2 separate regions of the Homo sapiens genome follow, and region 1 is linked to region 2. A link is a contact called in ENCODE Hi-C data. All regions are on one chromosome and are shown on one strand. The core of a region is the stretch at or near the end of the contact, and the rest is flanking DNA. Distances in the headings are between cores, read along the strand shown.

Evidence for each region. Hi-C counts contacts between places; a loop is a spot of excess contacts on that map. Pooled maps may share reads with other maps.
Region 1: a loop to region 2 is called in a pooled map, with 3 times the contacts of the local background. The contact joins the enhancer-like site here to the promoter of CLLU1-AS1 in region 2. A Hi-C loop is called at or near these places in 2 of 37 single-sample maps with no recorded cell type and 2 of 50 pooled maps.

The regions. Positions count from the first base shown.
Region 1 is chr12:93,165,934-93,169,626 of GRCh38, forward strand. The region is part of intron 3 of LOC643339 (a long non-coding RNA gene); the gene reads right to left. Among named protein-coding and RNA genes, the nearest start is that of LINC02412, 6.6 kb to the right of the region's middle. RefSeq lists an enhancer at 1,758-2,307. Within about 2 kb of position 1,983, at least 8 of the 41 ENCODE cell types and tissues checked have a DNase peak (open chromatin) inside an H3K27ac peak, as active enhancers do.
Region 2 is chr12:92,431,745-92,435,622 of GRCh38, forward strand. It overlaps CLLU1-AS1 (CLLU1 antisense RNA 1), which reads right to left and starts at 1,255. Exons shown (of 3, transcript NR_144319.2): 1 at 1,166-1,255. RefSeq lists enhancers at 1,147-1,446, 2,910-2,969, 2,990-3,049.

The DNA of each region.
Region 1 (3,693 bases), core at 733-3,232, 730 kb after region 2:
CTGTCAACAGGTGGTGGACATGTACTTTTATGATTGTACTCAGGTTCCTCTGAGTTTTGTTTTTTCAACCCAGACATTAAGAAATCCTTATTTCCTATAGAGGATTTAAGAAATAGAAAAATGGCATGAACCTGGGAGGCGGAGCTTGCAGTGAGCCAAGATCACACCACTGCACTCCAGCCTGAGTGACAGAGCGAGACTCCATCTCAAAAAAAAAAAAAAAAAGAAAGAAATAGAAAAATGAAATTAAAAAAAAAGATAAAAGACATTAAGAAATCCAGAAGCAGAAACACAACTTCTCCAGTATTTTCCAAGCCTGGCTATGGATCAAATTCACCCAAGCACCTTAAAAGAATATACAGATACAGAAAGGATTCTGCAGCAGAGAACCACGTTAAACATTACTTGGATGCCATCAGCAAAATGCAGACTCTGGAAAAAAAGAAAAAAGAGAGAGAGAGAGATGAAGGAAGATGAAGGGAGAACTTGTACATTAAAAGAGACTTAAGAAACGTAACAACCAATGGGATGTTTGAACTTAGTTGGTTCCCATTTCAAAAAACACAAGGTAAAAACAGACAAATGAAAAAAGAAAATTTGGGACATTTGAGAGACAGTTAAAATTTTGAACACTGGCTATATGATGATATTAAAGACTTTTTATTATTTCTGTTTAGATGTAATAATGGTATTGTGGTTATATTTTGAAAAGATTTCATATCTTGAAGAGAAATGTACTGAAATATTTTTGGCTAAAATGATGTGTCTAGGAATTGCTTCAATATGGAGGAGAGCGAGTGGAAATCCAGACGAAGCAGGAATGGCCATCAGTCGATGATTTTTACAGCTGGATGTTAGGTTCATGGAGGAAAGTGGGGTTCATTATACTTTTTGTTCTACTTCAGTATATGTTTGAAATTTTCTGTAATAAAAGTTTAATCTCCCCAGTTTTGTGAACTATTCTATTTATTTTATCCTCATCCTTTAACACACCTATGTACACGGAACTTCCTGTGTAAAATGTTTATTGAGTGTTTATTCCCCAGAGGAGAAGCAAAGAGGAAGTAAGAGTAGGATATTTTTGAACTATGTACAAATACAACCAGTTTCAGACCCTTTTATATGATCTATACTCATTCTAGACTGAGCCACATAGAAGAGCTGTTCCTGAAGTCAGATCAGCCTGGTTACCTCTAAAAGACCAAAAGACTAAACTAAAACAGCCTTTTTTTTCTTCTGTGGAAGCGTACATGTGTGTTTGCATGTGTACGTGTACCGAACAGCTGTCATGGACCTTTGTGCAGGCTGTGCACTGCACAAGTTTGTCACATCTAAGGGGGCATGCTTCACCTCATCAACACATTGCAGATCTATATATTTATTGTGACAACAGTCTTGTAAGTGGCAGCAAAATGTCTTCTTCTAACAAAATTGGTATTTTTGATAACTTTCCAAAAGATGGAAGCAAAAATATCTTAAAGTAGGGACTTCTTTTCTAATTATGTACTTATGGTATGGGCTAGCAGTGGACCTGAACTGACTGTCTTGCCTGAGTTTGAATCTCTTCCCCCAAACTCACTCACTGAGTTTGTTATTTAATAGCCTTGAGTTCAAGTTTCTTCATCTGTAAAATGGGATGATAATATTATGTACCCTGAGAGCACTGTTCAGAGCATTAAATGCATATAGACAGTATCTGGCCCATAGGAAGCCTTCAAAAAGTGTTAGAGATTAGCTATTACCATATCTGTTCACCCATATCAAATTTTATAGGTGTCGGTATGTTGCGTTATTCATAAACTCAACTAATAAATTTTGCAGTGGACTGAAAAAAGACTGTCTCCACTATTTCATGAATCCAAACTATTTTAAAAAGAGGATTTTCCCCTAACCATCAGTTCTGAAAAATGCAAGGAAGCTCAAGCTCCAGGTAAGCAGCCAGGGTTTCTAAGCCTCTCTGCGCACAGAAGCTGTGTGCATATGCTAATGAGGAACCTTTGAAGAAAAGTGCTGGGGTTTTTCCAACGCTCTAACTACTTGGCCAGTAAGCCTTTAATGATGGGAAAAGACCCAGTGGGAGTTGCCAGCCACAAAAGGGGTTTTACCTCACAGGCAGAATAGTCAAAATGCTTCAAGACGTTAAAAGCCTATTTTTAAAAGGAAAGAACACAGAGTATGTCTTTAACTTGATGTTAAAAATAAACTCAGCCGCCTCCTCTGCGTTTCCCACCCTCTCCCACTGTCCTTCCGTCCCCTGCACTGCCCTAAAGGAAAGAAAGAGTGCTTTTGTTTCATTTTTATTTTTCTCATGAGCTTTTCTTTCATTATTATTTGTTTACTCTTAGCCAAACTTGTTTTTCCGTTCACAAAACAAGTTGCATTTTTCTCTTAAAAATTCCTCGGGGATTCCCAGGAAGCAAGACGGATTATCAATTAGAACTAGCCCGTGTCAGGATGAGTAAAAGATTCGCGCGGAGATAAGCAAAGTGGAGCCCTTACGGCGTCCCTTGTGCCCAGAAAGTATCTGCAGGGGACGTTGTTCAAGCAAGGGGGCCTTTTATTTATTTTTTATTTTTTTATTTTATGTATGTATGTATTTATTTATTTTTGAGATGGAGTTTCACTTTTGTTGCCCAGACTGGAGTGCAATGGCGCGATCTCGGCTTACTGCAACCTCTGCCTCCCGGGTTCAAGTTCTTCTCCTGCCTCAGCCTCCCAAGTAGCTGGAATTACAGGCATGCACCACCACGCCCGGCTAGTTTTGTATTTTTAATAGAGACGGGGTTTCTCCATGTTGGTCAGGCTGGTCTCAAACTCCCGACCCCCACGATCCTCCTGCCTCAGCCTCCCAAAGTGCTGGGATTTGAATGCTTTTTCATATTGGGGTTTAAGTACAGACACTTCCTGAGGCATGACTAGACATAGCAACACTACTTTGCTGAGCTGCCTTCAATAAATTCCATTAAGCAGCCATAAAATTCCAATAGATCAGATGTGCCAGTTTTTGTTCATGAAAAAGCTAATCTGTGTAGCAGAAAAGCTGCCAGCTGGAGTGGAAAAGCTGGATTTCTTATTGTATATTGATGGCGGAGGGATTTCAAGACCCCAGTGGAAGCCAAAGTTGTTGAAAGACAAGGAGACCCAGGCCTGTGCATAGTACTATGATTTCACTGGAGGGAAATATAAGAGATGAAGGGGTGGCTGAAGGCTTGAGACCCTGTTTACTTAAAAATATTAAAAAAAAAAAAAAAAGAAAGCCCTTAGGCAATATAAGATAAAGGAAAAAACAGCAAAAATCATTTTAAGAAATAAAATTCTGCCAGTGTGGTGGTAAACACCTGTAATCCCAGCACTTTGGGAGGCCAAGGCGGAAGGATCACTTGAGCCCAGGAGTATGAGACCAGCCTGGGCAGCATGGTGAAACCCCGTCTCTACAAAGATACAAAAGCTAGCTGAATGTGGTGGCATGCACCTGTAGTACCAGATACTCTGAGGGAGTGGGGGAGGCTGAGGCGGGGGATGGCTTGAGCAGGGTAGAGAGAGACCTGGAAGGAAGGAAGGAAGGAAGGAAGGAAGGAAGGAAGGAAGGAGAGAAAGAGAGAAAGAAAGGAAGGAGGGAGGGAGAGAGGGGAGGAAGGAAGGAGAGAGAAAGAGAGGAAGGAAGGAAGGAGGGAGGGAGGGAAGAAAGGAAGG
Region 2 (3,878 bases), core at 5-2,504:
CTTGTAAACTAAGAGACAAGTTATTTGCAACCTACATACGCAATATTCAATGGTAAAGTATACATAGGACAGCCACTACAGACACTCTTGTTTTAAATAGAGGAAAATGAGAGCACATAACAGTCATTGGCTCATAGCAACTCTGATATCCAGACAGCAAACACAAGCAGGTCTTTTTTTAGGTCTCAGTCCTACTGCCTGGATTCCCTACTGCTCTTGGGTCTTCCCTCCAGGTTCTTGGTTCTTGGACCTCTTTTCATTTAATACTATTTCTGTTCCTTTAAGTTCAAGCTGGCAAAATATGATTGTACAATTCTGTTTAAAATTCCAGGACTTCCTGTGATTCTTATTGGGGAATACTCCATTAGACAAGAATCTCTTTGACATAAGCCATTCTCTACCTGAGATCCCTGTAAGGCTGTGATGGGACCACATAACCTTAAAATTATTAGAAGACTCATTGTTTACTGAGAGAATATGCCTAGCATATGCTTAGATCCTTAGAGGAACTCTGTTTCAAAGGGCTTATGAGACATTACCTTATATCTTTCTAAGGTACAAACAAAAGGTCTTTGGCTTTTGAGTTTGATCTTTGAGCTGACACCTTTTCTTAATTTGAGAATCCCCTGCTCTATGGAGAGACTGACAAAGAGAAATAGTTTTATATTTGAATGTAACATCTTGGATCTTTAATAGATTATCTTAAAATTTTCCTGAAAATGTAACAGTTCCTTTTTTTAAAATTCATTCTCCCTACACACTTATTATATATGACTAAAAGAAACTCCCTGGCATTTTCAACATTCTGGTTAGAATTTTTCTTAGCCCAATCTACCAGTTTATTAGGTATATTTGTATTTTCCACGTCACTGTAGGTGACAATCTTGCTAAACTTTCTGCCACTACATAACAAGGATCCCTTTCTCCAGTTTTCAGTAACAATCTACCAATAGCCTCCTCAAGGTCTACCAAGCTTCTACTAAAAATCTCTTTCAGCCCCTTCCAACTTCTGCCCACCAACTAGTCCCAGAAGCAATACCCATGTTTTAGGTTTCATTATAGCAGCATCTAGTTTCGAGTTCTCAGAACCTGTTTCGATCATGTTTCACTGTTTCCAAAACATCCCAAAACAGTAGCTTAAGACAGTAACACTTATTTTGCTCACAGGCTGTACGGGAAGCATGGCTGGAGAGGTCTCAGGAAATATACAATCATGGTGGAAGGCAAAGAGGAAGGAGGTATGTCTTACATGGCCAGAGCAGGAGAAAGAGAAGGGGAAGGTGCCACACACTTTTTAGAAACCCAGATCTCATGAGAACTTACTCACTATCATGAGAACAGCAAAGAAGAAATCTGTCTCCATGATCCAATCACCTCCCACCAGGCCCCTCCTCCCACACTGGGGATTACAATTCGACATGAGATTTGGGCAGGGACACAAATCCAAACCATAACAGTTGGCAACCCTTTTTTAAAGAAAGTAATGACATCAACTCCTTGGGGATGTGGATTGGGGGAGAATATTGGAGAGGATCCAGGGGAAGTGAAGATATCAAGTTCTTTATACATAAATAGATCTATCTTTTTAGGGAAGTAGAATATGTCATTTAGGATAGGGAAAGTTGAAGATGTTACTCTATTCAGCTTTAGGGAAACTCCAAGATGTAACACTATGTCCTGTGAATATTAGTCTTGTGGAAAGTGCTCCATTGGAAGAAGACAGAAAATGTCCTGCTGCACAGAGATCCATATCTTCATGCCACGTCTTGCAAATGCAGTCAGGGAGCTTGCTCTAAATTCGTGTTGCCTTTTAGGAAGTTACAGAGCATATTTCTTTATATCTTCTTTATTTTTGCCCTTGATAGGAGACTGCCAGGGATTCAGTTATTATAATTTTACATTTATTTATCCTTTTCTGGGAGCATCTCATACCTTTTTTACTAGAGAGGCCAAGGTCACAATTAAGATTAGGGAGACAATACAGAGTCAAGACACCTGAATTTTGCCACACTACTCTTGGGCCACTTTAATTGGTGTTTCTGGGCCTCATTTTTATTACTATTATTATTAATTATTTTATGGTGTGTATAGGAGCTGGAAGATAGTGACTTCTATTAGAATTTATTCTTATAAACAATGCTGTATGGCTCTTGGATTAAGAAGTAAATAGAAAACAAAAAGGGTCTTTGAACTGCTGTCTCTTCTAGGTCTTCTCAGAGTGCTACTGGGAATTAGATGGGATTAGATGGGTGAATTTCCTTTTTCTTTTGTTTGAGAGGTCTAGATTTTTGAAGTATCTAAACCATCTTTAGATCTAAGTTAATCTCCAAAAAGCTTTATTGCCTGAAACATTCCAGTTCTAGGAAGTTTGCATTTCTCTGAGTGTAAGGGTCTGGTCTGTAACTCCTTGAGATCAGGAATGTGTCTTTTTATCCCCATAGTTCAGCGCCTACCCTAGTGTCTTCCCTACAAGTGATCATTGAATGAAGAAAGGAATAAATTCCTTCTTCTCTAACATACATCAGAGACCTCTGACCCTTATTGGGTCCCCCTTCCCTATTGATATACCTCTCCATCTCCAGACATCCACATGGCCTCCTAGGGGTATGGGATTCTTCACTCTTCTCCTGGTACAAGCTCCTTGCCTGAAATTTTTCTGACCCACCCCCATTTCTAACCGTCACAGGTTTAGATTTTCTGAAGCAAACATACAGACAGAGTTCGAGTTACAAGACATTTAATAGGAATCGACTCTTGTGAAAGGAAGAGGGGAAGATGTGGGACTGGGCTCAGTGAGAAGCCAAGCTGTGACACAATGAAAACCTCAGCCCACCCTGCACAGAGCTCAGGAATGAGTGTCACGTGTTAGAGCTGACCTGGGTCAGGTCAACATTGCTGGGTGTTTCTGCTTCTGCCTCGTTCAGTTGTCAGATGCAAGCTGACCTGGGAAGGGTTTGACTGGGCAAGATGGCTGTCTGCAGATGAGGTCAATCAGAAGGGGCTGACAGCCAAAAGTGGTTTGCTCATCTCACTACCCACAGCTGGGTGGCAAGTCCTTCAAGAGGGAGCTGGATGATGCTTCTCCACCTCTACCACACCAAACAAAGCATTTCTTTCTTATTCTTTTTCTTCCTGTCTCCCTTCCCCCTCCCCCCTCTCCCCTTTTCTCCTCCTCCTCCTCCTCCTCCTTCTTCTTCTTCTTCCTCTTTTTTCTCCTTCCTCTTTCTTTAGAGACAGGGTCTTGCTTGGTTGCCCAGGCTGGAGTGCAGTGGCAAGGTCATAGCTCACTGCAGCCTCAACCTCCTGTGTTTAAGCAATCCTCTCACCTTGGCCTCCCAAGTAGCTGGGACTACAGGCATGTGCTATCATGCCCGACTAATTTTTTAATTTTTACTAGAGACAGTCTCACTATGTTGCCTGGGCTGGAGCATTTCTATTCATGGGTTTTGTTCCTCTGGAGCTGTGCTGTTCTCTTTGATAACATGAATATGGATTTGTATTTACCCCCTTCTGGCCATCTTAACTAATGGCCCAAAGGAAGGCCAGTGGTGAAGATGTTTCTCTACAGGGAAGTTTCTAAGTGTTTCTCAGCCTACATGTGTGAGTGTATTAATGGGAATACTGGGGATAATTGGATAGAATGTATGAAATTAGGATTGGCCTAAACTATCTGGTCCAAAGTTTATCCTAGTGGCCCTAATAACATCTCCAGTGATGGTCTTTCCTGAGGTTATAGAATGAGCTATAGGAAAGAGTGATAGTACAGGAATGAGAGGATTGGATCGTCTTTTCTCTTTGTTCTATTCCTCTATGATTATTTGATTTCTTTTTTTTGTGATGGAGTCTCACTCTGTCGATTATTTGATTTTTGTTTCAGA